2 separate regions of the Homo sapiens genome follow, and region 1 is linked to region 2. Evidence: read pairs that join two places in POLR2A ChIA-PET (ENCODE). Cell type or tissue: OCI-LY7. All regions are shown on one strand. Each heading gives the region's core, and the rest is flanking DNA. Links, peaks and the distances in the headings are about the cores only. Region 1 overlaps LOC105374313 (a long non-coding RNA gene). Region 2 overlaps PFN2 (profilin 2).

The links. Peaks named below come from ENCODE experiments on the same cell type or tissue, not always from the same donor. Only the 100,000 strongest peaks of a DNase experiment are listed, where the experiment ranks them.
Region 1: POLR2A ChIA-PET joins it to region 2 with 10 read pairs; 7 of 35 experiments call an interaction of 5 or more read pairs at or near these places.

Annotation. Positions count from the first base shown.
Region 1 is chr3:150,142,710-150,154,853 of GRCh38, reverse strand. LOC105374313 (a long non-coding RNA gene) reads right to left here. Exons shown (of 3, transcript NR_136187.1): 3 at 3,853-4,343. It also overlaps the pseudogene RPL32P9. Among named protein-coding and RNA genes, the nearest start is that of LINC01998, 67 kb to the right of the region's middle. In OCI-LY7, for the core only: no CTCF peak of the experiment used is centred there; no DNase peak of the experiment used is centred there.
Region 2 is chr3:149,964,285-149,966,784 of GRCh38, reverse strand. PFN2 (profilin 2) reads left to right here. Exons shown (of 3, transcript NM_053024.4): 3 at 199-1,881. The coding sequence ends at 296. Among named protein-coding and RNA genes, the nearest start is that of PFN2, 5.4 kb to the left of the region's middle. In OCI-LY7, for the core only: no CTCF peak of the experiment used is centred there; a DNase peak (open chromatin) is centred at 1,324.

The sequences.
Region 1 (12,144 bases), core at 4,507-7,006, 180 kb before region 2:
ATAATTCTTGTTATTGGATTCTATTTGCTAATATATTATTGAGGATTTTTGTATCTATGTTCATGAGAAATACTGTTCTGTAGTTTTGTTTTTCTGTAATGTCTTTGTCTGGTTTTGGTATTAGGATAATGCTGGCCTCATAGAATAAGGTGGGAAGTAGTCCCTCTGCTTCTATTTTCTGGAAAATATTGTAGAATTGGTATAATTTATTCCATAAATTTTTGGTAGAATTTACCAGTGAACCCATATGGACCTGTTTCTTTCTGTTTTGGAAGGTTAATAATAACAATAATAATTATCATTATTATTATTTGAGACAGAGTCTTTCTCTTTTGCTCAGGCTGGAGTACAGTGGTGCCATCTCGGCTCACTGCAACCTCTGCCTCCCGGGTTCAAGCGATTCTCATGCCTCAGCCTCCCAAGTAGCTGGAATTACAGGCATGTGCCACCACTCGCTGCTAATTTTTGTATTTTTAGAACAGACAGTGTTTCACCATGTTGCCCAGGTTGGTCTCCAACTCCTGGCCTCAGGTGATCTGCCTGCCTCGGCCTCCCAAAGTGCTGGTATCACAGGTGTGAGCCACTGCACCTGGCCTGGAAGGTTATTAATTATTGATTCAAATTTTAAATATATATGTATACATATATATAGACACACATATATTGTATATGTATGTATAGATACATGTATACATATAAACATCTATACACACACACACACACACACACATATATATATGTCTATTCAGATTGTCTGTTCCTTCTTGTGTGTGTATTTTGGCCACTTGAGTCTATCAATGAGTTGGTACATTTAATCTAGGTTATCAAATTTATAGGCATAGAGTTGTTCTCATAGTACTTCTTTATTGTCCTTTTAACGTCCATGGGAACTATAATAATATTCCCTCTTTCATTTTTTGTATTAGTAATTTGTATTATCTCTCTTTTTTTATTTGCTAATATGGCTAGAGACGTCTCAATTTTGTTCATCTTCTCAAAAAACAAGCTTTCAGTTTTGTTGATTTTCTCACTTGATTTCTTCTTTTCCATTTAATTGATTTCTGCTCTAATTTTTATTATTTCTTTTCTGCTTACTTTGGATTTCTATTGCTCTTCTTTTTCTAGTTCCCTAAAGTGGAAGTTTAGATTATTTATTTTAGTTCTTTCTTCTTTTCCAATATATGCCTTCAATGCTATAAATTTTCCTCTAAGCACTGATTTTGTTGCGTCCCACAAATCTTGATGAGTCGTGTTTTCATTTTCATTTACTTCAAAGTATTTTAAAATTTCTCTTGTGATTTCTTCCTTGACCCAGGTGTTATTTAGAAGTATGTTGTTTAATCTCTAAGTATTTCAGTATTTTCTAGCTATCTTTCTGTTATAGATTTCTAGTTTAATTCTATTGTGTTATGAGAAGACATTGTACAATTTATATTCTTTCATTTTTATTAAAGCATGTTTTATGCCCCAAAATGTGGTCTCTCTTAGAAAATATTCCATGTGAGCTTGAGAAGTTTGTGTACTGCGTTGTTGTTGGATGATGTAGTCTACAGAGGCCCTTATATCCATTTGATTGATACTGTTGTTGAGTTGGACTAGTCCTTGCTGATTTTCTGCCTGTTGGATCTGTCCATTTCCTTTACAGATTGTTCATTATTAGTGTATTGAAATGCAATTGAGTTTTGTTTGTTACTTTGCTGAACTCAGTTATTAGTTCTAACAGTGTTTTTAAGAAATCTTTAGGGCTTTCTACATATAAGATTATATCATCTGTGTCAGAGATAATTTTACTTCTTCCTTTCCAGTTTGGATGCCTTTTATTTTTTTTTTCTTGCCTAATTGCTCTTGCTGAATTTCCAGTATGCTGTTGAATAGAATGATAAAAGTGGGTATACTTCCCTTATTCCTGATCTTAGAGGAGAAGCTTTAAGTCTTTCATCATTGAGTATGATGTGCCTTGTGAATTTTTCACATATGACTTTCATATGTTGAGGTAATTTTTCCTCCTATTCCTACATTGTGGAATGTTTTTATCATGAAAGGGTGTTGAATTTTGTCAAGTGCTTTTTCTGCATCAATTGAAATGATCACGTGACCTTTTCTTCATTTTGTTAATGTGGTATACTACATTCTGCTGGAAGTCACATCAGCCAAGGGGGAAGGGACTCGCAACAATGCTTGGAAATGCAACAACAATGGCTTCTTCTTCATCTGCATCTCTGAGATCAGAAGGGTACCAATCCAGGATATTTGAGAACAGAATCCTTTTCACCCAACCTGGCTTCTGCAAGTTGTTTGCAGGCTGTTCCAGGAACATGTGCACAGCTACTTGTCCCAGAGCTGAGGGATGGGGGATGGGTAACTGCTACTGTGCTAACAGCAGAAATTGATTGAAATTAACCAGCATTTACCATCCAAGCCTTCCCCTGAAAATTTTAAGTCTTCAATAGACTCCTGAGTTCCAAAACCATTACATTAGCCAGATTCTGCTAGTGCCATTGGTGTTTAGGTGAGAAGACACATTCCTGGTGCTTTCTACAGTGCCATCCTGCCATAATCCTCCTGCACGGTTCTATTAGCTTTTTCTCACATATTTCAATTCCCTGTTGTTAGGCACATACTCACTGAGGATTGCCCTGTCTTGGAGACTCGACCCTTTTATCAGTACGTAATTCCTCTCTTTATCCCTGATAACTTTCCTTGATCTGTAGTCTATTCTGTCTGAAATTAATATATAGCTATTCTTGCTTTCTTTTAATTAATGTTAATATGTTATATCTTTCTTCAACTCTTTATTTTTTCTTAATTGTTCTAACAGCTTGTTCAAAATAATAACACAAACAATGTATTCATATATACTTGCTTATGTATAAGTGAAATGAACAACAACATGATAAAAGGAATGTAAGACAGGAATTACAAATATTTTGTTACTATAAGGTACTTGCACTACAGAAGTATAGTGTAATTTAAAAGTAGACTTGGATTTGTTATAAATGTCTACTGCAAACTCTAGGACAACCATAAATAAAAGTAAAAAAAAAGAACTACAAATGATATGCTGATAAAGGAGATAAAATGCTCATTAAAACCATAAAAGGCAGAAAAAGTGTGAAAGACAAAAATAAAAAGAAAAATCAAGGGCAACAAATAGAAAACATCACAAATATGTTAGATGTTGATGCAATTATACCAATAATGACTGTGAATATCAATCTTGTAAATGCACTGCCTTAGACAGTTTGGGGTGCTATAAAACATTCTTACGTGGGGTAGCTTACAAACAACAGAAATATATTTCTCACAGTTCAGGAGGCTGTAAGTCTGAGATGAGTGCCCGCATACTTGGGTCCAAGTGTGGGCCCCCTTCAAGGGTGCAGACTGCCAACTTTTTGTTGTATCCTCACATGACAGAAAGAGAGAGGGAGCACAAAGTGGGTGAAGATAGGTGGTTTTCCTGGGCAGCTCTCTGAACATTTGAGCTCCTTTAATTGGGCCACGAGTTGGAGTTATTTGCTTTCAGTGTGATGAAGAAGAGAAGGAGAGAGAGCAAAAAGCACTGTAGGCTATTGTAAGGCCAGGCTGGAAGGGGGTGCATAACTCATGTCTACATTTCATCTGTCGGAAGTCTTTTATATGACCAATCTGACTGCAAAGGAGTCTGGAAATGCCATGAAACACATGGATTTGGGAGAACACTGATGGTTTTTGCCACACCATCTCATAGGACTGGTGTGAGAACTAAATGAGCAACATGTATAAAGCACCCACAAATATTTTATTCTTTTATTTAGATTTTCTTGGTTTTTGTTTTTGTATTTTTTGTATGTTTTTAAGGGGGAGGATGCCAGATGACAGAGTATTTATGGTTTTATTTAACACAAATAAAATGTGTACATGAGCTGTCTATTAATTTTTCTTGCTGTGCAGCCTGGCATTGGGACTAGTGACTCTGCTGGGCTGTCGGGTTACTCTCTCCACAGTGGCTTTAACCGTTCTTGGAGAAGCATGTTGAGCAATCTCAGCACAGTAAGATTTGTTGCACATCAGCAGCACTTCCAGCTCTTTGACATCGTGGAACAGGAATTTTTGGAAGCCACTGGGGAGCATGTGTTTTGCTTCTTTTTGCTCCCACAACCAATGTTGGGGATCAAGGTCTCGCCTTTGATTTTTCTCCCCACCCTGTTGTCAATGCCTCTGGGTTGCTGCTATATGCGTACATCTAATTTTGATATGTCAGTCTGACTGGTGAAGGATAAACTTCTTGGTCCATCTTAGATGATCTTGGGCTTCACGAGGGGTCTAAGGGTAGCCATGGTGTCAAGAAGGAGATGGCTTTCCCTCTGTAGGCAACACGCAGGAAGAGAGGGGAAGATTTTTTTTTTTAACTTTTGATATAAAATTAATAGATCTTCACTATAGAAAAATTAAATAGTATACATAAGCAAAAGAATACAACAAAAGTCCCCAATAATCTCAACCTCTAAAGATAATAGCTATTAAAACATGAATCTTTTTTCTTTTAAAAAATAAGATTTTATTGTGCATACAGTATTAGAAGCTTTCTTTTTAAAATCATCATTTACTGTGGTATAATTCCTTTGTGTTATTATATTCTTTTATAGATCATCCTTTTCAATAACTGCGAAGTAGTGAGTCTTACAGATGTACTATAACAGTCAAACACTTTACCAAATGTTGGGCATCCTTACTATTTTAATTAACACTGTGATGAACATTTTGTGCTAAATCCTTGCACATCCTCAGCTCTTCCTTTATTAATGTGGGTTTTTTCCACTTCATTTAGCTCTCTGTGTTTGAGCTGGGCATACACAGCAGAGAATGACTGGCTGGTCATGCTGGTCACTTAATCAACCATGCAGAATGGAACTGGTGGAACAGGTTGGGTTTATTGCTGTAAAAACCAGCCAACCATAGCTTTGACTTTTAAAATTATTCCCATTCCCTAGAGATTATGCCCCAGCTCAAACCTTCTCTGGCATACATATTGCAAGAACTGCCTCATGCATTATCTCATATTCTTAAGAGAATACACTGTCATCTTTGCCTGAGTCAAGAGGAGGCCCTGGCAGCACGGGCTATGTTACTATTTATAAAGCATGTTTTATACATGCTAGAGGATGCCAAATGTATTAAGTCAATGAGAGTCATTTGCACAATGCATGTGGGATCAGGATATAAAATGATTTGAAGTCCTTTTTTGGTACAGAGAATATTTTAATGTTATATAAAATCTACAGATCAGCTTGCAAACAGAATTTTTTTAAAATCTGGCAAAACTGTTTTTATAAGGACCATTTCTGTTCTCTTAGAACTTTTTCTAATACTCACCTTTAACTAAATAGGGTTCAGACAGTGGTTAGTAAAACCCTTAAATGATTGTGCCACCAACCACTATTTTAAAAACACCTCAGCTCCTTGGTTACCTACATTGCCTACACAGGATGAAGTCCCAACCCTTTAGCACTTGCAGTTTCTGTATCCTTTCAAGTCTGGTCCCAAACCTCCCTTTGCAACTTTGTCTCTGCCTGTCAATCCTTTCTTAGTGATCCACTATGGATTATAACACTTTATATCATGATTGGTTTAAAATATATCTTTCCCTCTCTATAACATCTTTTTTTATTAACCATAATATCCTGTCCCTCTCCTCTGCCTACGTCTAAGAACCTAATACCTGAAATACAGTAGGTAATCAATACATGTTTGTTACTAATAATAGCTAAAAAGTTAAGAATGGCTAGCATTACTATGTTCTAAGACCTTTGCTTATGTTTTCTCATTTAATCATCACAACTTTGTGAGAGTGATACCATTATTATCCCCATTTTATAGACGAGGAAACTAAGGCACAGAGGTTAATCAACTTGGCCAAGATTCTAACAACAGATGACAGAACTGAGATTGAATCTAGGCAGTACTAAATCTCCAAAATCCTGGTTCTTAACCTACACTAAGTGAAATTCATTGCAAAATGAAAAGTATTCACCATGTCATTGGGACAGAGACCACATGTAGGGGAGCAGTATAGTTTTTTTGATAGATGCACAGCTCTGCAGATGGACTACTTTGGTTTAAATTTTGTTTTTAACATGAGCAGCTTTGTGAGTTCGGAAAATTTAAATTTTACTTAAATTTTCTCAGCCTTGTTTCCCCATTCATTAAGTGTGAAGAATAGCAGCCCCAATCTGATAAGATCATAGTGAACATTAAATAATACAATCTTTATGAAGCCTGCAGGATAATGCCTAGCATATCATAAGAGCTCAATCAATACTGTATACATGTAGATATTATTACCAGCTCAAAGACCTGGATTTATTGCTAATTGCTGTCTTGGAGTGAATATTCCAAATGCTTTGGCAAATAGGTCATTCGTTCCCCAGTCACCTGCTTCATGCGCAAATCTGTGCATATATGTACACTGGTCACACGCACAGGTGACATGAACATGGAATTACAAGACTCCTAATTCGACTAGATGGCCTTCCAAAGTGCATTCTGCACCAGTCATATTTGTTAGGGCTTTCCAGGGAATCAATAAACAGTGCTTCAGTGTCACAACACGACAGCACTTGGAGACCTTCTGGTTCCAACATTCCATGAATCAAAGATTAAGGCCTCTCCTAGCCCTTAGGCAGTCATGAGAATTTAGAAATAGAGAAAAGATTGGAGCTCCATCCAGAACCTGGAAAAACACCGTCCCTTCAACTGATCTACTATGACACCAGCACCCAGCATCCAGCCCACAAGCCTGGCTAAGCTTGACTTTCCGGAGACTAAACTCTCATTGCGTTCTTCTCCTATTAGGAGGGAGCCGGATGGGATTTGACCATGACCTCATATGTACTCTTGTTATATTTCTAGTGGGTCCAGGCAGCTGTGCCCTGAAAATACAGCTCTGACTAGAGGAAATACGATCTCTTTTCTTTCATCACCAAAGCTCCAAGCTAAAGCTAAAGGTAAACTAAACTTCTGAAAAGGAAAAGGAGAAATCATCCAGCCCAATTCAGAAGAATGCTGGGAGAGAGGAAAGGCAGAGTAAACAGTGTTTAAAGACGAAGCAGCAATAGACCATGGCAATGATCACAGTGGGTAAATGCAGAGCCTCCAGCCTGCACAGATGGGGAGCTCACCTCCTTCACCCCCAACTGCAGGCAGGACAATTGCTAAACAGCCTTAAATTCAGGCTGATATTAGTCAGGCTTTACTGATGAGAAAGGGCTTGGAGCACATCTTAAGCTGCCTGGGGTCGTGAGTCAGCTGTACTTTCAGAGGAAGTGGTCACTGGGAGGGGAAAATAGAATCATAGATGTTAGTGTTGGGAGGAATTTACTCAGTTCTGCCCCTCATTTTGCCTGGGGAGGAACCAAGGGTCAGAGTGAGTCCACTTGCCCAACGTCACAAAGTGAATTTGGGGCAGAGCGTGACTGTTCTGTCCCTTTCCTACTCTGTCCCTTTCCTCCTGACACTTTACTCCTCCTGCAGCTGGCTCACGTGCGGCCCTTCCATCCTACCCTCTAGTCAAGCCTCTAACATAACGCAGGCTGCATATTGGAGCTGTGCCACCCCAGTGTGCTGCACAGTGGAAAGGAGAATGCGTGACGGCATTACATAGGAAATGTCATGGCGTCTGTTTTTCCTCCCACTTGTGGAAATTAACTTCATTTTGGATCCCATATATGAGGTTAATTTTCCACCCAAAGGACAGACTACAAAGCTCCCAGATTAAAGAAAGAACTGAGAGCTACATCACTCAGGGAGCTTTTCCTAAGCAAGCAGAAGGAGGTGCCAAATATGTTTCCAAACACTGGACACAGTCATTCTTTTGCTACATGCGGCTAATGCTTATCAACATTTTCTTAGCAAGAAAAGAAAGAGAATCAATGTCAGAATGCTTCTAGTAACTTTTATCGAGTACTTATTGTTTGCCAGGTAGTTTTATTTCATCCTCAACAACACCATTTTTTTTTTTTTTGAGACAGAGTCTCGTTCTGTCGCCCAGGCTGGAGTGCAGTGGCACGATCTCAGCTCACTGCAAGCTCTGCCTCCCAGTTCAAGCCATTCTCTTGCTTCAGCCTCCCAAGTAGCTGGGACTACATGCACCCGCCACCACGCCCAGCTAATTTTTTGTATTTTTAGTAGAGACGGGGTTTCACCGTGCCATTTTTTTTAAAAAAAGGAAATAGAAGCACATAGAGGTTAAGTAACTTTCCTAAAGCCTTGCAATTAGTAGTCTGACTCCAGGACTTGATTCTTCATCATGCTTTCCACTCTCTTGTAAGACTGCATATAATTCTTGCTTTAAAGCATGGGTTTAGTCATTCTCTTCAAATTTCTATTCGCTTCATGAAGTCTTAAGTAAAGAACCCCTCTTGTTATTATTATTGATCAATATCTGAACCAAATCTAACAGCTGAGATGCTGGTGTTCTGTTGATTTGCAGTTCTCACAAAATGTTCCTTTAACAAGATTTCTTTCTGTTTAAATGTGCTACAGGCTATGTAACCAATGTTAAAATGTTGGTATATTTCCTTCCTGCCATTTTCCTTTTTTTTTTAACGTGATAAAAACCACAGCCACATTCAATTTCTTGACTGCTCATTTACCATTTTTTAATGAATAAATAAATAACATTTCATTGAGTAGCTCTTTCATTATAAGCTTATGATGATACATAAGTAGGGCACATAAAACCCTATGATGAGATGTTTGGGCTGTTTCAAAATTCCTTATGTCATCAACAATGGTAATACATTATTCTTTATTTACTAGATATATTTTATTCCAGGTTAACAGAGATTTTATTCTCTGAAGGAGGCTCAAAGCAGGGTTTGTGTGTTTATGAGTTCAGGTGGGAAGAGTTTAAGGAATGCATCTGGGTCATGAGCCAACCTAGAAGTCTCAGTAAGTTCAGTGAGCAACATGAAAGGCCTGCGTACGTCAGTAGCAGCAACAGAAGCAGTTGCCACACCAACCAAGAGAATATGTGCAAGAGATTTCAGAAAGCCAGAAACATCACTAGGTCTCAATGTCCCAAGTGAAGAGAAAACTCTCATATTACAGGAACACTGACTACCAATCCACACGGAAGCAGTTTTTCTGAAAGTGACATAACAATTGTGTTTTCCAGATTACTCAGGGCATTCTTAGCTCTTTGTGATCAATAAAATTGACAGCATGCATGCACATCCACACAATCCAGAAGTGATCGCTTTCTGCTCATTCATGTAACAGAGGTGGGAGACCTTGGGATGATGAGGCAGAAAGGCCCGAGTTAGGATCTCAGCTTTACCCCTTCCGGCAATATGACTGTTAGTTAACATGACTATTTCTCAGTTTTCTCACATGTAAAATGGGAATCCCATTTAAGAGAATGAGTAAATAAATGAATTTTAAAAAAATGAAAACAACAAAACATTACATAAATTTTAGCTCTTAGATATTGTTAGGGCATGTAGAAATGCTGACTATTTTATAATCCTTATCCATCTTGGAGGCTTAGGGTGGAAGTGGTTATATAAGTGTTTTATACTCATTTAATAGGGTAGTTTGAGATTTTTAAGTGGGAGATATTGATAAATGTTTTATTTCTCCTGCTGTAGGAGTCTCTTTTGAGACTCCTATCTCCCTGCCCCTGCCCCCCAAGACGGCCCCAGTGGTATTCAAAGTCTGAGCAGTGGTGTCTCCAGGGGCCTGAGCAGCTTTTCTATTGCTAGGCACCAGGAAGGCCCCCTGCCTTCCTATTGGGTGATATGGGAGCCCATTTTGCCCAATTACTTATCTACAGGGCCTCTGTAGACATTTGAGCTTGTGCTCTTCCATTCTGGGCAGTCACGACTGAAGTTTGACATTCTCATTTCATTGTTCATCCACACAGTAAATTCAGTTACCAAATTTTTTGGTTCCATTTTTTCAGTTGAGTGTCTCCTTTCTATTCTTACTGCTGCTGCTAAATTCTGTCCACATTACCTCTTGCTTTACCTGTTGCCATCACGGATTTGGCCTTCCTGCTTCAAGTTTTCCTTCTTTTAGTCCCTCCTACAGATCACTGAAAGATGGATTATATTCGTAAAATAATGTCACATTTTTGCCTCTAAACAATGTATTGTCTCCAAATTCCTAGATGAATTAAATACAAACTATTCCAACATGATAGCTAAGGCCCTTTATACAACGTCCATGTAGCAGAAACCAATAATTGGTTCTCTCCCCTCTCCTTAATAATAGATACGCTTTCCTTTGCTGAATGTTAGCCAGACACTTGGCTGCTCTGAACAAGGACCGCATTTCCCAGCCTCTGTTTTAGTTAGGTATAATCACGTGACTTAATTCTGCCAATGAGATGTGAGTAGAAGTGACATGTGCAACTTCTGGGAAGTGCCTTATGGAGAAGATTCCTGTCTTTTGCTCTCCCTTCTTCTTCCTGATGCCTGGAATGCAGAAGTGGTGGCTGCATGAGCCTTAGACTAGAAAGTGGAAGCCACATGCTGAGGATGACAGATCAACGGCATAGCAGAAGCCTATTCCCTGGCCCCGGGTGTCACTGAACCAAACTGGGGTCCACTTGCCTGGAACAGTAAGACCAAACATCCACAGTGAGGTTTGCAGCAAGAGAAAGGAGGGTTTTTATTTGCAGAGCATCAAGCAAGGAGAATCGGGCAGCTCATGAACCCAAATATACTTTAACTCTTGTGGTTAATAAATCTTCGCAATTCTGTTTTGCAAATGAGGAAACTAAAGCCCAGAATAAACAGTGTTATTTCAGGATATTGTGCCTCATTACTAGATATTATCTAAAGATTTTCATCATAACCAGTTTCCTGCATCCACGAGGGTCTTACTTCCCCTATAATCATTCAATATTTCTCAAAATATGGTCTGTAAAAGACTATAGACTTAAGATATGGATTCTGGGGCCCTATATTCTGTGTCTATGAATTAGAATCTCTGGGGATGGGGTTCTGAAATCTACATTACAAATAAGCTTCTCCAATGATTTTATACACACCGAAGTCTGAAAACCTCAACTATACCGTAATTAACAAACGTTAAGCCAGAAGACCTCAGCTCTTGGCTGGGCACCAGAAGCTCCCATGGAAGTTGAATTGCCCTATTATTGGGCCCCAAATTCTGAGGCAGCAGCTTTGGGGACTACTTCATTCCACTCTCAACTAGGACTCAATCATTCAGAGGTTTGAAATTATTGGAACTTTAGTGGACTACACATTTGGATGAAAAATTCATATTTTAAATGATCACCCAGGGCACTGAATAGTATGTTCCACCAGGCCATCCTGCTGTGGAAGAAAGAAAGTTGGAATACTACATTTAGGGAAGATTTTTCACAGGATTATGTTTATTTCCCAAAAAACTACCAGAAAAACCTGTTGATCAAGCAAAGCTAAGCTTTTTATCCTATTGCGGAAAGAGAAAACACCACCTTGACAAAGCCTTGGTTTTATCTCAAAAGGGGAAACTCAGGAGAGGATATTTATAGTATTTTAGTGCCTGGGATGGATGGCTTTTATGGCAAGCCTTGCAAGGCAGGAAACTAGGATTGGGCAGTTTATAACACAATATCTTTGGGTTGTTGGGCACAGTGAGGAGAGGGTATAGAAGTGAGTACTAATGAACAAGATGTTACTCTTGGTAAGTCAGCCATTTAATTGGTTCTCAGCCTCTGGGAACAAGAATTTCCTGGAGCAAGTAAGTAAGTTATTTGGTTTGGTCCCAGGATTGTTGAACACAGAAGAAAAGTATGTTTGTTTCCATTCTAATTAAAATAAAAAATATTTGTGGTGAAGCCTCAATTATCCCTAAAAGTCTATTTTCTGGAAGTTTACTTTCTGCAAGCACTATGGTAGAAATAACATTTGTATTTTATTTAACAGTTTACAGAAAGAAAACACACACTTCGTGTTTTTTGATACAACCTGTGAGGTAGTTAAGCCAGGTGATTTAAAATGCCCAGTTTACAGGTGAAGAAATTAAAACTCAGAGAAATTATGTAATTTGCCTGAAAAGTAAAGTGCTTTATATAGGAATTGTAACCTGGTATTCAGACTCCAATATTCATACCCTTAAACAGTACCACGAATAGGTTTGATTATGTCACAATGT
Region 2 (2,500 bases), core at 1-2,500:
CAGTCAAGTTTACTATTTTCTGTTTAGTATATTACTAGTTTGAAAGTTCTTTTTGGAAACCTACTTGACTTCAGTGCTTGGCAGTTCATGGAAAACTAACTTAATGTTAACTTATTAATCCGGGTTCTGTCTGCTAAAACTTATGTGACTTTCTTGATTAACACTTCTTTTGAAACACTTTTCTTCTTTCTCTTTCAGTCTTGGTCTTTGTAATGGGAAAAGAAGGGGTCCATGGAGGCGGATTGAATAAGAAGGCATACTCAATGGCAAAATACTTGAGAGACTCTGGGTTCTAGCTGCTAGGCAGACTGTTAAGTATTAGGGGAAAATTGCTCTTAAACTTTCCTAGCTATAAGCTTAAGTCTTAATTCTGGAAATTTTATTAGCAATGCAGGGTGATGGGGTATGAACCTGTGTCTCCTTTGTATCCCTCTGTTGGTGGGGAAAGGTGTCTTTCTTTCTGCCCTCCCCCCCCAAAATAATTCTGTTCACTTTTGTTTTGTTTCCTTGTGTACTCCAGCATTGGTTATAGTCATGGGAAAGGAAGGTGTCCACGGAGGCACACTTAACAAGAAAGCATATGAACTCGCTTTATACCTGAGGAGGTCTGATGTGTAAGCAGCCTCTCCCCATCTACCTAGCAACTGTCTTCATCAACAACCCTAATTATGGTCACAATGCTACCAAACTGTAGATGGTAGCTAATTTTTCTTTACCTATTTTCTAATGTCATGATTCCTGTTTGCCCAATGGATCATTTGTATGTTAACCACTGTATGTAACCAACCCTTATCTGGCAACATAATTGCAGCACAATAATGATTTGCATGATACCTTGAAATTGGGGGGAGGGGGCATGCCAAGTTGGGCATCACTTTGTCTTAGCAATTAATGGGATATTGATTACTAAAATAAGTTAATATTAAGCAAGGTGCCGGTTGTACAATCTCTGATCAGTGTCTTTTCAGCACTTTGAGCATTTACTTGGCTCATTTAGTCTTCCTTTTGTAGCGCATGGTTGGGAGGAAAAAGTGCATGCATCATTCCTTCACTCTTCTCTTTTTCCCGCCCCCCCTCCCTTCGCACATAGGCATTTGGTTTGCTTCCATCTTTTTTTATGCAGTGCCTGTTTTTTTTTAACCAATTAAAATCCCTTTTGTTGATGAGCTATTGAGAGCTGCAGTAGTTTGCTTTTAGTATTGTTGTTGCACTTGAGCAGAGACAAACCTTTATTCATAGTGTCTACAGGACATATGAAGAGTGCAATGGCAAAACAAGAGCAAAAAGCACTTCCTCCCATGACCTTACAGTAACCATACTGATTGAATCCCCAGGGACATTCCATCATTGCAATAGCTCAGATTTTTCTTCCTTTTTCTTTGCACACCAGCTCTACTCTTTAGTAAAATTGTAAAAGGCTGCCATTATGGACATTAGGTATCCCAACATAACCATCTGGAGTGTGTCCAGTTTGTTCTTCATAGGACCAATTTTTATTTGCAGCTTGAGTTTTTATATGAAGTTGCATTATTGTGGACTTGGCTGTCTTGTGATGAATTTTTTTCATATGTATTCTGTGCCATACTATTGTTAAAATGAACTGTTGCTATTGTGAGATGGATTTTAACTGACCTATTAAGGGTTTCTTTCGAATGGCACTACTTTAGGGACATTCTAGTATTTGCTTCTATTGTTTGGGCCTTGTGGATAATGTACAGATTTAAAAACAAATCTTGTTGCTGATTTGTCCATTTCTTTCCCTGCACTTTGTTACATCTGGGATACAGTCTAACTCATCTGATTTAATATGCATTTAAAAAAATGCCATAACTATTAAACACCTTGTTTACAGACAGATGAAATAAATTTATTCCAACCAAATACTCTAGGCTCCTGTTGTTTATATACATTGTTTATATAAACTGTTAAAAGTTGATTTTTGACAAAGTGGGAATACACAGAATAGGCCAAAGTCTGCTGCAAGCATAAAACTTCAGCAATATTAGGTGATGGCCTACTTCAAGTAATATTACAGATAAAATTAGTGCCTGGGAATTTCTTTTTAATGGACTCTGATCTGTTACACATAGCTTTTAGTCATTTCAGGCTCATCTTCAGGAGTATGTGAGAAGCAACTGACTTATCTGCTAGAAAATAAGTATTTTCCTCTTCTTGCTGGTTTCTAGATGTGAAATCTAATAGTAAAGGGAGTACCAAGAAGGGTTTCTGCACTATTGTGGATTTTTCTGTATTGAAATGTCATATGACTTTAGATTTGGAAGCTGTGTTGGCAGGCTGAAGTCAGCCAGCTGGGGCCCTCCCACATAAGAGCAGAAGACATTCCTTAGGCAGCATATAAGATAATTGGGATGCTTTTGCATTTTTTGGCTTTGTAGTGACATGTTGACCATGGCTGTGTAATAGGTTTAAATCCAGAGGCCATAAAATCCCTGATATATATTGAAGTTTGATAAATATGTAAATTTAGGGCTATTTACAT